2 separate regions of the Homo sapiens genome follow, and region 2 is linked to region 1. Evidence: chromatin contacts called from ENCODE Hi-C or POLR2A ChIA-PET data. All regions are on one chromosome and are shown on one strand. The core of a region is the stretch at or near the end of the contact, and the rest is flanking DNA. Distances in the headings are between cores, read along the strand shown. Region 1 has its middle 21 kb from the start of SAMSN1-AS1. Region 2 overlaps NRIP1 (nuclear receptor interacting protein 1).

Region 1 (2,703 bases), core at 56-2,555:
CCCAGCCTCAGGGTTGGGTTTCAAGTGTGTGCAACATTCAAGGGAGCTTCACACATCACAGGAAGAAGCATCAAGGAATGAACATCCCAAGAACCCAAGGTAGAAGCTGCAAGGTTTCTTGTTTTGTAATTGTTTTTTTGTTTTTTTGCTTTTTGAGACAAGGCCTCACTCTGTTGCCCAAGCTGATCTGAAACTCCTGGCCTCAAGCATTCCTCTGCCTCAGCGTCCCAAGCAGCTGGGATATAGGTCCTCCACTGCCCCCGGCTTATACAAGGCTTCTTTAACCTAACCTTGGAAGTCACAAAATATTACTTCCACTGCACTCTACTGTGACAAGTGAGTCACTAAGATCACCCCAGAGTCAACAGGAGAAGAATTAGACTCCATTTCTTGATGGAATGGGAAAGTCACTTTGCAAAAAAACACACGGAATGGGAGGCATGGTTGTGGCCAACTTTGGAAAATATAGCCTGCATATTGTCTAATTCAACTCCTGCCTTTGCTGCTACTTAGGACCAAATAGATTCTGTCTTTATAAAACATTTTTGGAGAGTAATATTTGGGAATCATAAATAAACAAAAACGTGTAAGACCAGACACCAAAGGTTTAAGTGTGCCTAATTTAGTCCCAGCCCTTAAAGGTCCCCCATTTTTTACAGCAGGGGCTGTAAAATGGTACCTCTATAGCTGAATTTATTCAGAAGAAAAGCTTGTTTGGGGCCATATGGCGTTTTAAAAATCAGGAAATTTTACATTAAAATCCGTATATTTGTATATCCTTGAAAAACATGAGGGAAATTTCCAATCCAGGACCCAAAGTCTCAGGTGACTTCAACTGAGAGAGCTCAGAGCCATGGCTACTCTTTAGCTGTGGAGCTGGATTTTAAGCTCACTGTAGAATTCCCATTGCCTTCTTGATCTAATTAACTTCATTTAGTTATATATTTGATTCCTGTAGATATTTATATTTACAACATTGGTCTAATGGTTTATGCCCAAATTCTTCCATCTGGTACTCAGGGCCCATTACAATTTGGCCTCAGTCACCTATCCAGCCCTACCTCCTCTTACTCTATATCCAGAATTGCCCTCTGGCCTAACCAGCCTCAATCTCTACACTTAATTAAACATGTTCCGTTTATGCTGCATAATAGGCCAGGGTTCATGGAATCACTGCTATATTTACACCTTTTCCTTTCCTTCCACTTTTTCAAACTGTATCCATTCTTCAAGCTTCCATTCTGGCCTTGTCTCTTCCACAAGTTCTCTGAGTCATAGTGGTCTCTCTCCATAGTATTGTGTGTGAATCACTCATTTTTCTGCCTTGTGTTGTTATGAAAGTGCATTGCACATATTCGTATCTTATTTTCTCAGCTTGATTCCAGATTCTAGAACACAGGAGGCCACTTTACTGTTCTTTTTCTACACCTAGAAGAATGCTTATAGAAGGAGTCATTCAAAATTCCTGTAAAAAGGTGACTAAAAGAGACAAGATGGAAAGGAATAAGAGGGGAGGCAATATTTTTTTTTCCCAGTTCAGAAACTAAAAACCAAGCTGCAAAAGCTCAGCTTCTAGCAGCCTGACCCTGTGACATAAATTCTTGATTCAAAGAACCAGATCAAAAAATCAGCTCAGTTTAAAATTTAGGTACTTTCTGGAATTCTGTTGTATGGTTACTCTCATTTTAAATATTAAGTTATTGGTGCAAATAACTTTGAGACTGAGCTGTGAATTTAACATATCTTTTAACTATAGCTATGATGGAGATCTGGAGAAAAATCTGCACCTATTTATCACTGTGCATGGAGGATAGGACTTGCCTGTCCCTGCTTCCACTGCAGAATATGAGAATGAGGAATAGTAGAAAACTGAAGCAATGGTTGCAAGTAAATAGGAGTGAAAGTGAAAGGAAACGGCCCTGGTCTGCTGACCAGGTGATGTTGGGTTGCACTCTCCTTATCTGTAAAATAAGAGGCTTGGATTAAGTGACCCATAAAGTCTTGTCCTCTTTTAACATACCATATATTTCAGACTTAAATAAATGAAGCTCCCATTTGCAGGAGCTAAAAGGGAAGTGCTGCTGCATTTGAAAAGGTTTCATTTAGCTGCAAGCAAATGGATGCTACATTGCAAAGCTTTCACTAAAGCATGCATAGAACAATTTCAACATAAATAATTCATGTTGAGAAGACCTAAGCTAATGAAGCTCAAAATGCCAGGGGTGGAAAGCTTAGTTTAATAGAAACAGGTGAGGTGATAACTGCATGGAGTCATAGCATGTTGAAGTTAGAAGTGGCTTTTGTAGCTAGTCCACAATCCTATTATTACCAAGAAAGGGAGTCACAGTGAATTTCCATCACTTCCTCAGGGACACAGATGGTCAGCGGCATCCCTATTTTGTTAAATTTCTATTTTATTTTGATCTGTTTCTTGTTAAAAAAAAAGAAAAATAGCATATATTTAACAAAAAAAAATATTTTTGACGTAGCCAATGTAATGTCTTACAGACTAAATAAAAACATGAGTGTTAAATTGCACCGAAACTTCCTAAATCCTGTAATGTCTGATATTCTGTATGTAACAGTTATCTCTTTTCTTAGATCTAAATGAAGATGATTTTCTAAGTAACAACATACATACCTATCAAGGAAAAACTCTACAAGGAACTTCCTATCAGGTAATGTGAATAATCAGCATTTGCG
Region 2 (2,703 bases), core at 56-2,555, 460 kb before region 1:
CTGAAGTCTTATCAGGGTTTCTTTGCAAACTATTATATGGATGCCCATCTGTTGTTTTTTCTTGAAATTTAGTGTTCAGGTTGATGGATACTGAATGTATAGGATTCTGAAGGTTGGAGTTTATTTAAAACAGAACTTTCCTTTTGTTTTACTACGAGTTATGAAATGCAGTTTTAATTTGTTGCAATAAATATAGAAACTGAGATGAGTAGGAATTTATACTAACTTTTCTCACTGTTATGGTACATACTCTATATCATGAACCTTGAAATTCAAATTGATCCCTACACTATCTTGCAAATATTACAAATGAAGAATTACAAAAGTTGTGGTATTTTAGCTTATCAAAATGCACCCGAAACATAAAATATTTTTCTTTAAGTTCTTAAATCAGAAGAATAGGAAAGAGTTGAAAATAAATGTGATACATTTTATCATTATATTAGTATTTTGTTGAAATTAATACCTTGAATCATGCTATGGATAAACATTTAGCCTAGAACTCTAAAAGTAGTATAATGTGAATCAGATTTAAAGAATTGAGAAGGCTGGCAATTCAAAAATAGAGGAAGAAAACACTCTTTGGGGTTATGAAAAAAAGGATCCTCTTAGTATTAAGATTTCTTAAAAAGCTATACACAGTTTTAAGATAGATTGTTCTTGAAGATAATGGGGCAAATAATTACCTGCTAAACAAATTATGAGTCCTGTGATTCTTTTTTTGGTTGAAATAATTTCAAGAACTCCAGCATATGTTGCAGTTTTGGCTAGAAAGGTGATTGTGACATACATCCATTCATCCATTCTCCCTCTCTCCTTCCCTCCTTCCCTCCCTTCCTTCTTTCCACTTTCAATACATAGGGCTGGGGTAGCAAAAAAAAATAATAATAGTAAACAGTTTTGTAAAACTTGATAATAGAATTATCTGACAGGGTTAATAGTTGTGTTTGAAATTCAGAGCTAGTATGGTTCACTCTCCCCAGAAAATAAAATTTTAATTTCTTACACCTCAGGGAATAAAAACTCTAAATTAAAACCCATCTTGCCTCTTTAACTTTGTGTCACTTAGCAAAAATATCTTTAAGGATGGAAAGAAGAGACCCCATGTGTCTTAAATTCCAAGTCACTGTGTGACTAAGCTCGGAGTTCCAATAAATATTAAACTAGAATTCTGCTGGGAATTTGAGTCATCCGCTTAAGCTACTCCTGGGACCAAGACAACTCTGGTTGACCTGATGTTGATGTTTATTCAGAGCTTTGGTGGAAAGGAGCCTCTCACCCTTGGACTTCTAATTAACAAAGTCATTCCTTAGTCACTTGTTAAGTGATAGAGCTACTCCTTGTTTTCAGGCCTGTAATTTGCTAAAGGATTGAGCACAACAGAGAAACTAAGGAGTTTGGAGCTTCTGCTGTTTAGAGTCTGCTTTCATTATTTTACTTTTACTTTCTTATCTAGCTATGTGAGGGTACTATGTAAAAGTCTGGTGATTTGCTTTAGATACTTAAGAGAAAAGCTTAGCTGTAGTCACATATAGTGTCTAAGATGGCTTTCCTTATAGTTACATGTTTTTAATAGTTGAGTTTGCCTATACTCTTCATAACATGTGCACATGTTAAATATGTTACTGCTTTAAAAAAGCATTTCATTAGTAAGATGGGGAATCGTTTATGTACAATATTGAAATGAGAGTAGTAGTATAATGGTGTGTTTGGTAACTAACAGGACACAATCAAAATTTGAGAATTAGAAGTTCAGAATGAAAAAAGGACTTCTCTCTTGAGGAATCTATCTAGAAGTTGAGAGATAGCAAGTGTTTAACAGAGTGTAATGATTTCTGAGAAGCATGCTTTTAAAGATTTTTTTTAAATTCCTGAATTTATGAGTTTATATTATAATAATCTATAATAGAGCAATAGATTTATACACTGGAAAAGAAACAAATTAAGGGAAGGAGAGAATACACAATGACATGGAGGACATCAAGAAAATATGTTTGGAAACATGTGAAACTCTCCAAATGGGAAATAAATATTCTTGAGAGAAATTAATCACAGTTGCAGTTTTTCTCCTAAAGGGACTGTTTGCACAATGGGTTATGTAGGCTCAGGTTTGATTTTTGAAAAACATGTTAAAAAATAGTATTCCTGTTATTCCACGTTTATTTTTCGAGTTTAGGTTCTGCTACTAAATCAAGATGATACAGATAAAAGGAAAGCCCTTTTATCTCCCCCGGCAGCATCTGTTGAATAAGGGGGTTATATTTGATTTCTAAATTCTAAAATTCTGACTGTACAGCAGTATATGCCGTTGTTGACAGTAAACAGTAAAGATTTCAAGCCTGTGGTTTTAAAAGAAGAAGAGATGATTGGGTAGAAACTTGGAATATTAAGAAGTTGTTTAGTTACTTGGCTGTTGCCTTTTCCTGTTTTGTTGGGAGGGGGAGCAGGGAAAGGAAGAGTATTGAACTTTTTGGGGCAACCGTTTTGTGCCAGACATTGTGCTGGAAGCTTTACACACATTTTGTCTTTTAATCCTTCCAGTTCCCCTGTGACATGTAGGTATCATTTTCTCTAGTTTAGAGATAAGGAAACCTAGTCTGAAAAATGCAAGAATAGTTAACTTGCCTGTGGTCACATGGCAAATTTCATTGATAATTTGATTTTCTTAAAGAATATGCCATTGTTTGAAGAAAAAACCAGTTG

What was found. A loop is a pair of places that touch in the nucleus more often than their neighbours do. ChIA-PET counts read pairs that join two places held with the same protein, here RNA polymerase II (POLR2A). Pooled maps may share reads with other maps.
Region 2: a map with no recorded cell type shows a loop between it and region 1 (2.6-fold over the local background). The contact joins two enhancer-like sites. A Hi-C loop is called at or near these places in 2 of 37 single-sample maps with no recorded cell type and 3 of 50 pooled maps. POLR2A ChIA-PET finds 5 or more read pairs at or near these places in 1 of 52 experiments (GM12878).

What each region holds. Positions count from the first base shown.
Region 1 is chr21:14,601,998-14,604,700 of GRCh38, reverse strand. It overlaps a transcript of SAMSN1 not described here. Among named protein-coding and RNA genes, the nearest start is that of SAMSN1-AS1, 21 kb to the right of the region's middle. RefSeq lists an enhancer at 1,901-2,040. Within about 2 kb of position 1,305, at least 3 of the 41 ENCODE cell types and tissues checked have a DNase peak (open chromatin) inside an H3K27ac peak, as active enhancers do.
Region 2 is chr21:15,057,662-15,060,364 of GRCh38, reverse strand. The region is part of intron 1 of NRIP1 (nuclear receptor interacting protein 1); the gene reads left to right. Among named protein-coding and RNA genes, the nearest start is that of NRIP1, 6.0 kb to the left of the region's middle. RefSeq lists an enhancer at 1,423-1,472. Within about 2 kb of position 1,305, at least 6 of the 41 ENCODE cell types and tissues checked have a DNase peak (open chromatin) inside an H3K27ac peak, as active enhancers do.